Regions from separate parts of the Homo sapiens genome. Here region 2 is linked to region 1. Evidence: chromatin loops called from intact Hi-C (ENCODE). Cell type or tissue: endothelial cell of umbilical vein. All regions are shown on one strand.

Region 1 (8,000 bases):
GGCTTTCCTTCCATAGCTCAAGGAAAATAGGCAAAAAGCAATAAGAATAGGAGGTCGTGTGAAACAGTGAAAGCAGCCATTCTTATTCTTTTGAAATTGTGTACATCCTTCAGCATAATACAGACAAACTAGAGTTTTGATGTATCCAGTACTTGGGAGAAGAGCTATTGTATCCAGTACAATTCCCCAATGCATATTTTACCATTTAGTCTATTCATTCTGGAACCTGGACCAAATGTATACTTTGTGGTTATTTCCATTTTTCTTATGGCATATTGTGATACCAATAATCTATCATCAAATTAGTTCTTAAGATGAGACCCAAATGACCATTTATGCTAGAAACTCTTGATATTCCAAAATTAGCCCATACTTGAGAAGCAGGTCCTATTTTGCTTCCTGTCTTTGGGGACAGCAACTTTCTCTGTAACTTGAAGCATGTCTCTTAACCTTTCCTGATTTCCCCATCTGTGAATTAGAGGTAATTATTCCTAATTTTAAGGAGCCATTGAGAGGATTAATTTGTTAGTGTTTGTAAAGTACTTTAGATATGTAAAGTGCTAAGTATTACTAAATTCCATACAAATAATTTGCAATTTAACATCTAAAGGGACTGAATAATTGACTTTATTCTTGTAGACTATATTCTTATAATATTTTAGCAAATCTGCAAATACATGTTTTTCCCATCTAACATTTGTACAGAGATTATTATTGTTTGTAATACAGAACATGCAAATCAACCCCTCCTTCCTACTCAAGTTAATAAAAACATAAAAGGAATGACTGTCATTAGAAGCAAAGTATCCTGGGGGAAAGTATCTCCCAATTTTAAAAATTGCTGGCAATTCCCTTTTCAAGCAGTCTGCGGAAAAGCTGTCAGGAGAGGTAAAAGGAAGAAAGAAGAAGTCTATTAAGGAATTGGATATGGGTTAGAAAATTAATGTTTTTTTTAAAAAAAAGATGAATTTCCTAATTGTGTTGTTCCTGGACTCTGAAACAATTTTAGTAAACAAGCACAAGTGTCCTCTGCAGTTATTTAAGGACAGACTACATACTTACCCTCAAACCCAGTTTATTCAGGATGCAGGAATAGAATATGGAACTAACTGGACTCTCCTTAGCCCCAAAGATGCTCAAATCCCAGTTGTTGTGTATTCCTCTGACATAATCCCACCACACCGGTGTGTCAGTGCAGCGTTCGTATCACATCTGAATCGCTGGATACCGACTAAATATTAGACAGTTGTGGGCTGCTAGCTGCATCTGCATTTACCTCCTGGGCAAATGCAAGCACTTTGAGTGCTGACGCAGAAGGGTTAGACAGAGCTGCAAATGGTGATTCAACTGGAGCCGCTTGTGGTGTTTATAAAGGGATGTCAGTCCTAAAACAAACTCTGACACACAGAGGCCTGGACTTCCACTGGGGTTGTGCTGACTTGCTCTCTGATTGATGGTGCTACCAGAAACCACTTTATGGAGTTATAGCCTTGGGTGACAATGATTATGGCTTGTAATACTGGGGCTGTATTTCCTCGAGCTTTCCCTGTAGGACTTGGAGGGATTCCTAAAGAGAACAGAATGCCTGTCCCCTACACAGGGAATGAGGAGGTGCCATTCAGGGAGGCTGAGCCGGGACAGGTGAAGGGCACTGCTCTCAGTCTCCTCATCTTTTAACTGGGGAGGGTTATCAAAACCTGCCTTGCAAGATGAGGCCAAAGTGATGGAATAACTTGGAAGGTGTTGAAAAGTGTAAAAGCCCTGTGCAAACATTGTAGTATCAGAATCGCTATTTTTGCTTGATCGGAGCCTTTTCCCTGGCTTAGTACAGCTTTCGGCCCCATCATTCCGCCCTCATCTTCCTTGGTTTCCGAATTACTAGAACAAGGGGTCAGTGACACATATTGAAAGGATCAGAGGACTGGAGTTGAAGTCCTGACTCATCACTTCCTGAGTTGCTCTCGTGGCCTTAGCCAAGTCACTTCATCTTAGAAATTCCATTTTGTTACTTGTAAAATTGGGGCAAAATATCTAACCTATAGTAGGTGGTGAGAAAAAAAAATGAGACAAATGAGACATCTATTTTATTATAAAGCATTATACAAATATGTTAGGATGATTATAAATATTTCTTGGGAAATATTTCTAGCTCTTAGGGAAGCTAACTCCTTTACAGAGAATAAGAGAAGTTGTAGCACTAAAATAAATCCTTTTCAGTCTGCAAAAAACCCCTGTTTAATTCACCGAAAGAAGCATTTCAAGGAAATATGCTCATTCTCCAGCCTGTGTCCCTCTTTCTGCTGCCCCCTTTATCACGTGCGCTGGTGGGAGGCTGCCAACAAAAGAACAGGGCCCTGTGAGGGGAGGCAGGGGTGTTCCCAACCCTCAGCCTGGCCATCGTCCGTCTGTCCAGGAATGTTTCCTTTACCCTCTTTGTGGGAGTCGTCATCCTCTCCTACTGCCATGGATATAATCAGAAGGACCGTGAAGGTAGATGTGGTGGGGAAAACAACAACAAAAATCCTCCCGCCGAAGGTGACTTTCAGGGCTGGTGAGATTTAATTCATTTCCCTGTGGCAACCATCAGGGACGGACATCTTTCACGGGCTGGTTGGGTACATTTCTTACATGCTGGCGGGATTTGGACGCATGCTGTGCCGCTCTTTTTCAACGCCGGAAAAGTAAAACATTGCCCAATGGGGAGCTCTCCACTGACTTGTGTGTAGGAAAATGATGTAGCCAAATTGGTGTGGCGGAAGTTTTACAGAGAGGAAAGCAGGAAGCGGCAAAGAGAAGGAAGACAGATGCTCATGAATACGTTTTTCCATTATGTTCCCAGGCACTAAGTTTGCCTTTCTTGATCCTTACGGTATAATTTTCCAGATCAAGATAAGCATTAAGCATGTTGTCTGTCTCCTCCTGTACAATTTGCAGTTTCAGGTTATGCTCAGATTGATAGAACTGTGAGTATGCAGAGACATTAATAAGCCTATGCATTTAAATAACCTTTATCTTCCAAGGAGCTCAGTTTTATAAATGATGGGACATTGCTATTTTTTTTTCCTGCTTCATATGCTTGGCATTTTTATAAAACTTTGAATTTCAGTATCATCCTTCATGAGTCTAGTGTACCCTCCGAAAAAGGCAGCGATGTCAACAAATTATTATAACAATGAGTCAGTGATACCGAAAAGAATCAGAGGACTGGAGCTGAGGTCCTCACATGTCACTTATCAATTTGCTGTAGTAGTCATAGCCATGTTACTTAATCTTAGAAACTCAATTTTGATACCTGTAAAATTGGTGTAAAAATATCTAACATATACCTTTGTGGTGAAGAAGAAAAATGACATACATATTTTTTAATAAAGCATTCTGTTATACATATATGTTAAGATTATGATAAGCCTTTCTTAGAAGCCACTGCATACCTTAGGAGCAATTTATTTTTTATACTAATATGCTAGAGGGAAACTAAGGCACAGATGGAAAATGTGCTTCTCACTACTACAATCTATAAATCAACAACTCCCCAAACTCTATGTGCAGTCAAACTGTCCTATGAACTTACAACTCACTCTTTGAATTGCCAGCTGAATAACCCACGAGCACCCAAGCTTAGCATCTCTTCTGAATTTCCTCACAATCCTCCTCCTCCACCTGAGTCTTTCTGCAGAAGCTGTTCTCTCTTCCAGTTGCTAGCACACATATCTGTGCCTTTGGGTTGTGTCTCCTAAATCTTTCTCCCATCAGCCTTTTGCTTGCCATTCAAGCTACCAACATCTTAATGAAGTTCCTCCTGTGTCCCTATTAAATGCAATAGCTTTGTAGCTGGACTCTCGGCCTTCGTTGTTCTCCTTCCATACCCCTGAAATCATCTTCCACATCTGAGATGAGTGGTGTAAATAAAATGCAAAATAAACCATGTTGCTTCTAAATGTCAAACAGTTCTGTGGGGCCACATGGACCATAGGATGATCTCAAGCTTTTCTGGATCTTGGGATCCAGAGAGCCTTGTATCACATGACTTCTTAAATGTCTGCCACTGCCAGTCCTGCCTCTCACTGGAACTGCCAGCAACAGCAAGGGAATTTCCTGAAAGCTCCATGCAATTTTTTCATGTCTCTGCCATTGACATTGTATTGTCTTTGCATAGAATCCCCTCCCCGTGTTCCTTAGCTTGACAAGCTCCTCGTTATCCTGTGATCCCAGGAATGTCTCCACCAGGACACAACCAACACATCACCACCGTGTCACCATGACTGACAACAGGCCCTCCACTGTACTCGCCGGGCACCACATAGCACCTGCCATTGTGCATTGTGACTTCAGTATTACCTGATACATCTTTCTTAGCAGAATCCATTACTTGTGTACAAGAAGCGTTGATGGTACTGTTCATATGAGATAAAGGTGCCATAAGCTAAATGTGTTCAATTAGGTATTAGAATTGTACATGCTTGGTCATATAGTCACTCAACCAAGTCTGTTAAGGGTTTACTATGTGCCTTATATTCTAGTAGGTTCTGGGTATTGTAGTGGCAAAGTGGTTCTTGGTTAGGCGTCCAGGTCATGTATCATGTAGTACATGACGGTGGACACACACTTGCCACGCAGTCACCAGGACTGTGGACATTGTCTGAAAATAGTGGCAGAGCAGCAGATAATTCTGGATTCTCACCGGCAGGGGTCAGTGCAGCTAAGCAGACGCCGCACAGCCGGCTAACTTGGAAAGACATTAGGAGCTTGGTCTTGAATTAATACCATTCTAAACGTTTTCTATTTATATGTGAAAATTCACATTTCTTTGCCTTTTGGGACCAGGCTAGATCTATTCATTCTCCTTTAATGGCTTTGTAAACACTGTGCCTTCCATGACCTGCCCCCTCCTCCCTGTGCCCATCCACTGCCTCTTACTCCATGAAGTGATTTTATTTTGAATGTATTCGTTTCCTATAAGAAGAGAGCCTCTGAGTGAATCACACATCGGTTCAAATGACCTTCTGTTTTGAGAATGTTCCCAGGGGGGTGCAATTCTTTTAATTTATTTAATCCGATGTGCTTTTTCAGAATGGCTCTCCTCTGCAAAACAGATGGGAGGGGACTGCCTGGCACTACTTCTCTTTCTCTCCACTACCCTGGAGGCTTGGCCTCTGGGCAGAAAGCTTGCAGGAGTGTATGGGACTGGACGGTTCCCAGTGCCAGGCGGCCCTGCTTTCCTCACAGCATGGGGGCTTTTGACATCAGAGGGGCCCCGGCTCGGCCTTTCTCTTGGGTGTACCTCTGTGGCCTGCCTCCTCATTTTGTTCACACAGAAAAGAAAGGACATAGAGTAGCATATGTCCTCAGCACTTAGATCATGACCATTGCACTTAAATAATCAACACTCTTTGGGCACTGTGATAAATCAACAGTTGAAACAGGAGTGGGCACTGGAGAAGCTACAACAGATGCAGCCAACTTTACTTCCGGATGAAGTTGTTCTGAATCAACTCAGTACTGGAAATCATAAAGTGATCAGGAGTGTGGCAGTACAGATCACAGGGACCTGGGTTTCAACCCTGGCTTAGCCACTTCCTAAGAATGTGAGCTTGGACCGATGAAGATGTATAAGCCACACTTTCCTGGCATGTAATAAGGGAATGATACAGATATCCACTCCCAGGGCTGCTATGAAGAGGAAATGACATAGAGCTTACAAAGTGCTCAGAGCTGTGTCTGGCACAGAGTGAGCATCTAAAAATGGCAAGAAGAATGCATGTCATTATGACATTTACAGGCTATATGCTACAGGCAAATCATTATTTTTCTTTTAATAATTGAAGGAATTTGACTTGTTAGGTGGTCCCTACCTTGATCCCTTAGCCCCTGGGACACACCTCTGTTGTTGACGTATGTCCCTGCATTGTCACTGTTTTTTTGTTTGTTTTCTTTTGTTTTGTTTGACATGGAATTTTGCTCTTGTCACCCAGGCTGGAGTGCAATGGCATGGTCTCAGCTCACTGCAACCTCTGCCTTCCAGGTTCAAGAGATTCTCCTGCTTCAGCCTCCCAAGTAGCTGGGATGACAGGTGCCCACCACCATGCTCAGATAATTTTTTCTATTTTTAGTAGAGACAGGGTTTCACTATGCTGGTCAGGCTGGTCTCAAACTCCTAACCTCAGGTGATTTGCCCTCCTCAGCCTCCCAAAGTGCTGGGATTACAGGCATCATCGTTTTATGTAGAGGATACCAGGACATTTCCCTGTCAGCTGTGCAGGGCAGACACCGAATCTTAAACATTTCTGTGTTTCTCGCATTGGGCAGAGTTCCTGGATGCAGCAGTTGCTCCGAGAATGCCAGATGAAAGCAAGCTGGGCATGCTGTCTGGGAACCCTGTGAGCCTTGGGTTTCCCCTGACCTTAGGTGGAAAGCCATTAGGCACCTGCTTACACTCAACGGAGAGAAAGCACTCATCCCCTAACGTTATCATTTCTCTCTAAGTCTGTCTTTCCAAATACTTACCTTGCATTTATTTTAGAGAGAGAACTCTTTTTATTTTATTCCTGAGATTGGGTGTTGCCACCTTTGTCCAGGATCTACACATCTGTGTGTGGTGTCCCTGGATCCTCCTTGGTGTCTCCTTAGAGACTCTAAGTTATGGCCTTCAGTCACATGTACATTGCCACATACCCATGTGTTTTCATTGCCAGGCAAAGTGTCATTCTGGCAACAAGCTCCTCACCTCCTTCCCCAGAGCTTGCCACACTGGCCTGCCATAACAGTTACTGGAGCCACTGCAGGGTGCCTGGTTCCAACCACCATACAGGTCTTTTTTCTCTCCACTTGGTGCCTCCATCAGACCAATTGCTCAAGCCAGAGACCAAGTGGCCTCCTGACCACCCCCTTTGCTACAATCCTGGCATCTAAGTCATTATTAAATCCTGTTGATTTCATCTCCAAAATGCATCTTGAATTTTTTCATTTCCGCTTTCCACCACAGCCCACCACTTGGTCATTTCTGTGTAACCACAGCAATAGACTCTGACTAGCATCTCACTCTGCCATCATCTCAGTCACTCTCATTGCTGGAGCCTAGGTGAGATTTTGAAAGCCTGAATGAGCCTGTGCTTCTCCTGTTTACCTAGCGGTGACTTTCTATTCCACTTTGGATCCAATCCTAAGCGCTTCCCAGGCCTTGTGGAGCTCTGTGGTGTCCGGGGATGCCTGCTCTCTCTCCTCACCACAGGCCTCCTCCCCTGCCTCGGTGTTTCCAATCCCAGGGGCCTGCATCCAGGCTGAGAGGACAGCATTAGCCCACCTCCACCCTGAGACTCCCACATGGGGCTTTTTCTCCATCTGGAAGAAGCCTCCACTCACCCCACGGCCACTTTCTCCCACCCTCCTAATCACTCTTCAGGCCATTTGGGATGCCCTTCTTATTGCCTATCCCCTGATATCCTCTCTCAGTGTGATCTATTTATTTTTTAAATTATACTTATGGGCCAGGCAAGGTGGCTCACACTTGTAATCCCAGCACTTTGGCAGGCCAAGGCAGGCGGATCACAAGTTCAGGAGATTGAGACCATCCTGGCCAACATGGTGAAACCCCGTCTCTACTAAAATAAAAAATAAATAAATAAATAAATAAAAAGGCTGGGCACGGTGGCTCACGCCACCGTGTAATCCCAGCACTTCGGGAGGCTGAGGTGGGCGGATCACGAGGTCAGGGGATCGAGACCATCCTGGCTAACACGGTGAAACCCCGTCTCCATTAAAAATACAAAAAATTAGCCGGGCGCGGTGGCGGGCACCTGTAGTCCCAGCTACTCGGGAGGCTGAGGCAGGAGAATGGCGTGAACCTGGGAGGCGGAGCTTGCAGTGGGCCGAGATACTGCCACTGCACTCTGGCCTGGGCAAAAGAGCAAGACTCCGTCTCAAAAAAAAAAAAAAAAGAAAATTAGCTGGACATGGTGGCATGTGCCAGTAGTCCTAGCTACTCGAGAGGCTGAGGCAGGAAA
Region 2 (8,000 bases), 410 kb after region 1:
TGTTGGACGAAGAGTGAGGACGCTAATATGGTCACAGGGCAGAGTTCCTGGGGTGAAATCACTCAATATATGGCTAGAAAGGTAGGCTGCATCTCAGTTTCAGGTGGAACCAGATAGGCTTCCAATAGGCTTATTTTTTTCTGGTTGTCCTGCTAGAATGCTACTTTCTTTCACAAGGAAGTGCACATTAGATTGTTTTGACAATGGACAAATACTCAAAAGATTATCAGTGGAAAAGAACATGACAAACACCTAAGTCAATAAATCTTGGGTAGAAAGGAGATATATTGGAAGGAAAGAATACATCCAATCCCAACTGGTTCTATGCTTCTTGCATGGTTAAGACACAAAGGGGAAAGATTGCCAAAGACTTTTCTACCAATACGTCAATTTTCAAAATCTCTCCAATGTATGTCTTACATTTGAATTTGTAATAATGATTCTTCTTCCATAGTATAGTAAGGTGCATCTCTTTGTGTCTTAGCAAATAGAGGGTGTGGTACTGGGTTTTGTGCTGTCATGGTGATGATCATGGCAGAGAGGGTGAGGATGCTGCCGAGGATGAATGACAGCTGCAAGAAGCAGTCCCCAGCCCTCAGGTCCTCAGCAGCCTCCTACCTGAGAGTCCTCATACAAATGAGAAGACTTCCTGTTTCTGATATCTCCAGGCTAATTTAGGCTTTGAGGTGTCACCACTTGGAGTGTATGTTAAGACATGTTCCTGTTGAATGTCGCCTGCAGTAAATAATTGTCTAACATTGGTATGAAATCTAATTGGCTTCCGCTAGAGCTTGGCTCAGCAGAGGAATTCACTCCTGGAGTTTTTGGAGCACCACACTTTCTTCATTTCATGTTATTTGAGAAAGAATTTATTGATGCAAAATCAGGGCAGTTTAATTTGGTGGCATGTTTTCTTTATGTCTCAATTATATATTCATGTCTTTGTGGTAAACTCAGCTGGTGGGGGGATTAAGAATTCAAAATAGAGGATTTTCACTTGGCAAGTAGTGCTTTCTACTGTGATTAATTGGGAGTCTGCACAATGAACCCGGTGTTGGCTCCGTTGGGGATTTAATAGCTTAGTAGAAAGAAGTAAATTTCAGGATTTAAGAGTTTTGGGTTACAGTCTGAATTTTGATAATTACCTGGAAAAATGATCTCCTTGTTTTAGTTATTCCAGATTAGATATTCCCAATTAGATACCTTTTATAGAAGTGTTTTTGTGTCCCATAATTCGATTTGGAGAAGGGTGTCAAGTAGGTGCAGGGAAGCAGAAGAGCACCCCTCATTGTTGTGATCATCCAACAGCCCTAAAGACTTCCAGGTGCTTACATCCATTTGTCTTTTTCTGTCTTCTTTCTATGGATGCAATCCTCTAGATGGGGAATGCACACATGTCCTGCCGCTGATGTGGGTCCCTGTTCCCAGAAACCGGTCTGGGTCGCATCCCGTTTCTCCAGCCTCAGCCGCCTCCGCGGAGCTCTATTGCTCCTGGCTTTCTGGCCTTCTGACCTGGTGCTCTTCCTCAGCTCTCTTGCCACCATCTCCTGTGTTCTCACAGTTTTGTTTGGGCATGTTTTATGGTGTTCTTATCGTCCTAAAACCTGGATTTCACAGAGGGGACCTGTGTGCTAACACTGTTCCTCATTCTGAGGGCTAGGCTGGCCAAGCCATTTCTTCCTACTCTGAGAAAGAAAGATGAGAAATTTTGATTATTTTCCCTTTCACACATAAACCATCATGTGTCAAGTCCTGAAATTGAGGTTGGAATGGATACAAAGATGGATGAGATGGGTCCCTACAATGGGGATGTGCAAAGGAGTGGGGTGCAGGTAGGGTGTGTAAGGGCAGCAGCTCTCACAGCCACTGGAGAGTCCCTGGGCTGAGAGCGATGGCTGCAAGCTTGGGAGCCAGGCTTTGCTGTTGCAGAAGGCCAAGAAAATAATAAAGTCTTTTGAAATTGAGTAATGTGGCGTTTCAGCTCCCGACTGTTAGAATGAAAATAGCGATTCTGCCACACCCACTTTGCACCCCTCACCCCTCATTTCTGCACTTGTAGCCTGAGTGATCTTTTCAAACCAAATCTGGAGGTTCCTCAAAGACTTCTCTTTAGCCCAAGAGAGCCAATTCCTTATGAAGGAGTTGATAGTCCTGGAGGCCAGGCTCCAGGGGACCTCTGCTCCTGGTTCATGCCATGTCCTGCCTCACTATTTTCATTCTAGTGTATTTTTTCTTGTTATTTCTGGTCATAGGCCCTTTGAACGTTCCCTTCCCTCTTCCTGGAATTCTCTTTTGCTTTTCACCCAGTCGGTCCTATTTATCCTTCAGACTTTGACTCAAATGCCATTTCCATAGAGAACTTTCCCAGACCTGCTAACCACTGCCACTCCCACCTCTGCCAGGAGCTAGAGCCTTGCCCTTCTTCCTGCTTTTTGCCACAGTTAAAATGTGGCATTTGTCTGTGTGATTGGTTGATTATGTCATTTTTTCTGAGGTCAGGGGGCCCGTATGCTTGTGCATTCTATCCCCAGTGCCTGGAATTTAATAGAGCTCAGGGACTATTTGTTGGATAATCTATCTGTAAAGTTTCTTTTTTATTGTATTATAATTATTAAACAAAATGATTCATTTTTTTTTCATTACTAGTTGTAGTAGGCTGAATAATGTCCAAACAAAGATCAGATTCTAATCCCTGGAACCCAAAAATATACTTTGCATGGTAGAGTCTTTACAGATGAGATTAGTTTAAAGATTTGAGATAGGGAAATTGTCCTGGGCCCTAAATGCAATCACATAAATCTTTACAAAAGGGAGGCAGAGGAAGATTTGATAGGAACACACACAGAGGAGAAGGCAGTGTAAAGACGGGAGCAGAGGGATATGAAGATGCTGACCCTCAGGGTTACAGTGATGTGGCCACAAGCCAAAGAATGCCCATAGCCAGCGGAAGCTGGGAGCACCAAAGACCAGATATCTTTTGAGAGCCTCTGGAGGAATCACAGCCTTCCTGATACCCTGATTTCAGCCTAGTGAGAGTCATTTTTGGACGTCTCACCTCCAGAATCATCAAAGAATCAATTTCTCTTGTTTGTTAAGCCACTAAATATATGGAAATGTGTTATAGAAAAAGGAAACAAATACACTGACCTTCAATGTTTTGAATCCTTAATGGATGGAAATAGGAAAAACAAAAATTGATATTTGAAATCTGCCCCAAATTTAGTCTTTGTCACTGTGAGAGATGAAGTAACACTCATCTTTTTCATTATTTCTTTTTAAAAAAAATCTCTTTGGAGATGCACCCTTGTCATGTAAATGCAATGAGGCATCAGCTTTTTGTCCTTGGGGTATCTACAGGAGCAGATGGAGTCATCCACATTTCAAAACTAAGATGATACTTTTTGATGTTGAAAATTTCTGTCCCAGGGGCCCTAGGGTATGGAAGCAGGGAGGGAAAGACACCTCTGCCAAATATGGTTTTAATGAGAGGAAACCATTGATGTCGCCTAGCATTAAGCTGTGAGATTTGGTTTGTGAATGTGGGACCAGAGTTGAAGATTAAAATCGCTAAACATTCTCTTGTTAACTGGGAGAGGGACCTCGTATTTGTGTTTTTTCTCCACTATGTGTCTCATAGGCATCTCAAACTGAAAATGTAAAACATAGATCTCTTGAATTCTAGCCTTCTTTCCTGACCATCCTCTGACTCCAACCCTAAACCTGCTCCTCCTGGAGTCTTGCCATCTGGTAAATGGCAATTGCATTCTTCTAGTGGCTCATGTGAAAGCTGCAGTCCGTCTTCACTGTTTTCCTTTTCCCGTCCTCTTCCTCAATCCTGAGCACGTCCTGCTAGATTTTCTGAATTCGGAGGTTTATCCAGTCCTGCCTCTTCTGCCCTCTCCCAAGCTGCTGTTACCTTTGTCTGGAGTGTTCCACAGCTTTCTACCTAACTGGCCTGCTTTTTTTGTTCTTATTCCCTATCGTCTGTTCTCCATGCTCAGCGAAAGCATTTCTGTGCAGGCTTCGTTGTTCCTGATTTAGTCGCTTCCTGGCTCACCTAAGGTCTTTAACATCCCTACTGTGGCCTAAAAGGTCTTCCTTGGTCCGGCCACCAGTGTCTCCCTGGCTTCACCTCCACACACACTCCCTTTTCCTTACCCTGTCTCCACTACTTCCTGATATGCCTGTGATACACCAAGGTGGCCTCCTGGCTTCCAGGCCTTAAAGCTCCCTCTGCTGGTGCCCATGCCAGGTGTCCTTGGGGCTCTCTTCTTAGATCTCTGTTCAAGGTCACCTTAAGGCAGAGGCCTTCTTCACCACCTGCATAAAATAGAGCTTCCAACCCCACATCATCACACCCTAGCACCTTTCTTGCCTTGTTTGTTCTTTATAAAGTAACTCACCTATTGGCATAATGGATATTTCCGTGTTGGAGAGTGGTAGCCTGTTTCAACCCCTCTAGAACATGTGTGCCATGATGGTGGGGCTTGATCTGGCATGTTCATTGTTGTTTCCCAAGTGCCTAGAACAGGGTCTGGTGCATAGTAGGCACTCTGTAAGCATTTGTCAAATAAATGAATGAATGAAAACAAAGGCCTACCGTTAAGTGGACTTGATCATATTTTCTCAGTGTTTGCTCTCTCTTTGGTCAGGCGTGAGAGCATGAACTTCTCTGTTACTTCTATCAAAATGTTTTGGTCCCTCTAGTCTCAGACCAGGTGACATTCAGCTGAGTTTTGCAGTGTGCATTTTCTTAGCAAGGTAAAGAATTGAACCAGATTGAAGGAACAAATCACACAGCAGGAAGGACTCTGAGAGACCAAAGATGAGTCACTCCAGGTCACTGCCTGGAAAGAAAACAGGAATGATAGAGGCGCACCACAGCCTGGATAGCAGGAGAGGGCCAGATCTCTGCCACCCCCAGGGTGTGGGTTTCACTGTGGAGGGGATGGGGAATTATAGGAAGGGTTGAACAGGGAAATTAAATTAGTTGTATTTCAGAAAGATCTCTGGCATCAGAATGAAGGGTGGATTGGAGGGGAGTTTTGCAGCAGGGAGACTGAGAGAGAATGAAAACAAGGCTGAGATTGTATTATCCTGTGTTCCTGACCAGGAGACCCCCCTCTCTCCTTGAGGGGCTGGACAAACAGGGCTTTAGAGCAGCCGATCCATGGCCAGAGGGCACATATACAGGAAGAGTGGAAGGGGTCCCGTGGCCACATGGTTCCAGTTTTCCTGGATGATCCTATTCCTAAGAGACGCGTTTATTCTCCATGTGTGGTTGCTAAGGGAGTAAGTCAATGGAATTTAAAGTTGACACCTTTGTAAAAGTTTCAAGTTTATATATTTACAAATAAGGGAAAAAATGTGCCAGACTTTGTTTCTGTTTGGAATTCTGGGAATATCGCCTTTGGATTATGGACCTGAAATCATGTCACCAACAGGAGATGCAGTTTGTGTGAACAAAGGGTAAAGCTTGAAATAAGATAGGATAAGACAGGATAAAGAACCAGGAGAGCTTTTTAAATAGGAGAAGCTATTTGAAAGCAGAAAGGAGAACAGGTTCAGAGGATACCAAAACCGGAGTTATCACAGAATGTTTGTCTGACCACTCATTCCTGCTGCCTGCCTTGGAATCTCTGGAGGAACTTCCCAGAAAAAAAAGAAGAGTGGAGACCACTCCACAGACCCACCGAACCTGAAGAGCCTAGGTGCAGGCGTGGGTGTGGGGGTAGAACTGGGAATCACAGGCTGGAGCCCAGCGAGCTAAGGCCCGAGGCAGCTGAAGGTCAAATTGGGAACATTTCTTACATCAAATCCTAAATGAGGTTCATGCTGATTAGTAGGAACTGTGTCAAATAGGTGAGCAGGCCTGTTCTGGGTTTCTAATTACGGTGTGGCTTTCATCTCCCTGAGCTTGTTGCTGCACTGTTGTTCAAATGAAAAATGGGAAACAGACATGAAAAAGAGCTGCTCCCCTAAGTGGGTCAGTGCAGGCTTCTTCCACCTTCTCCCACCTTGTTTTTCTAAAGAGTTACCTGGCTTTGTTCCCTCACTGATACTCACTGAGGCATGGCAGCCATTCCTTTGCCCTCTTTGGACAGGGCAGCATGCTGCCCATTTGGGACTGGCAGTAGAATAGTCAAGAAATTCTTTTTACCTTTTTCTGGCATTCATATGGCAAATGAATTTTTCGTGCAAAAAAGCTTCCTGTGATTGAGTCGGTCTGGTAGCACAGGTGACAGCTAATGCACCAGGAAGTGCCCTCAAGGGTCAGCCTTGGCCACAGCACTGCATGAAGCTCACGGTCTGGTGGGGAAGGGGAGCTGAAGCAGGCCCTTCACCCCTCTCCTACCAACACATGAAATGCCTGCCTCATCTTTCAGCCCAGGACCTGGTTGAAGAAAGATGCATATATAGCAATCATCTTTTCTTCCTTCCTTCACCCATCAAATATTCCATGAACATCTACTATGAGCCAGGCATCACGCTACACTCACGGTAGAGCACGAATGCCCTAGTTACCCCCAAAGAAATAATATGTGGGCGGGTGACTGGAGAAGTCAGTAACTCCTTTTAACATAGGGAGAGAGCTGGGCTGAATACCAGGGGCTATGCCAGCAGCCAGGGGAGGCCCCTGAAGAAGCCCAGGGACTTTGGACATGAAGTTTTGCCCAGCTGAGAGCTGAGGAGGATTAGCTGGGTAGCATCAGGAAGGTGAAACCTTCTGGACAAAAAATGACAAGTGCAGGATGGGGCACCGCTGAGGGCAGGGTCCCTGTAGAGAAGGAAAAAGCATCCCCCGCAGGCAGTGAGAGAAGGAGGAGGGTGAGAGGAGAGACCCGAGAGGGGAGCCACGGCAGATGGCCCAGGGCCTGGAAAGCCCTGCCGGTGACTTCGGGATATTTCTTAAGGGCAGAAGGAGCCAAGTTAGGGGAGAGCAGACCCAATTCAGGAGAATTCCTCACTTGGTTTCAGTTTTGACAAGAGGGTATCTGGGAGCAATGCAGAGACCAAAGGACCTCCATGGTTCACAGCTTTGTGGGATCCCCCCTTCCTTCTTGCCTGGCCAGGGCTCCTCAGCGGAGGTGAGGAGGAGTTGAGCTCCTGGTTTCATACTATTTGTGCTCCTCCAGTGAGGCTTCATTTGTCCATGGATTCTCCCCCACTGGAGTGAGTGCAGCACCCTGTTTAGAAGATCGGCAGAATCAGCAGATGGACACCCTTCTTCCTTTCCATAGACAGTTCTCTTCTTTGCTATTTTCCACCTAGCTCTTGGAGGCTGTTTCTCATTTGGTCTTTCGAGCAGCTTTTTTTTTTTTTTTTTTTTTTTTTCCCCACAAAATGTTCTTTTTGTCATCTTCTGCCTGTCACCGTTTTTCATCCTTTTTTTCCTGTTCTTTTTCATGGTGTCCTATTTCACTCTCTTAGGCACGCTCTATCTGATACTCCCGTTCTCTCACGCATCGCCAACCCCGTTTTTCATGTTGACCTTCGATTCCGGGCACTGTGCACCCGGGCTCATGCGTCCTCCAATTTCACATTTCCCACAGTCTTCCTCCCCCCAACTTTCTTTGCTTCCTCTCCTCTTCCCCTGGCGCCCCCTTGCCAGTTGCCATCCCTCTGTTTCACCCAGTGTCCGCTTTCTTCCCCGTGCGCAGCCCTGTGCACCCAGACTGCGATTCCCTCCTCCCGCAGCTGCGCCATCCCCGGACCCTTCCTGCTGGGCTGCTTCTCCACGGAAGGTCCCCATGGGTTTCGCCTCCAACACTCAGAGCCCACATGGCCGTTGTAGAGAGGATAAGATAATCAGATGCACCTTTTTAATTATTTATTTTTCATTTCACTTAATAAGCACATCTTGAAATTGAGCTGCAGTTTCACTCGTAATAGATCATTTCCCTTAGGGAACCCACATCCAACCCCGGTTGAAATTCTCTCCGTGCGCAGTGCAGGGAAGGAAGACACTAGGTTTCAGGTGTCTTTCTTGAGATCCAAAC

Evidence for each region. Hi-C counts contacts between places; a loop is a spot of excess contacts. Peaks named below come from ENCODE experiments on the same cell type or tissue, not always from the same donor. Only the 100,000 strongest peaks of a DNase experiment are listed, where the experiment ranks them.
Region 2: a loop joins it to region 1, with 12 times the contacts of the local background. A loop is called at or near these places in 2 of 110 quality-filtered maps.

The regions. Positions count from the first base shown.
Region 1 is chr11:131,743,672-131,751,671 of GRCh38, forward strand. All of the region lies in intron 1 of NTM (neurotrimin), which reads left to right. Among named protein-coding and RNA genes, the nearest start is that of NTM-AS1, 84 kb to the left of the region's middle. In endothelial cell of umbilical vein, a CTCF peak has its summit at 4,693 (motif pointing right); DNase peaks (open chromatin) are centred at 1,370, 1,920, 4,710 and 5,630; H3K27ac peaks cover 5,429 bases.
Region 2 is chr11:132,154,061-132,162,060 of GRCh38, forward strand. All of the region lies in intron 3 of NTM (neurotrimin), which reads left to right. Among named protein-coding and RNA genes, the nearest start is that of NTM-IT, 130 kb to the right of the region's middle. In endothelial cell of umbilical vein, a CTCF peak has its summit at 4,230 (motif pointing left); no DNase peak of the experiment used is centred here.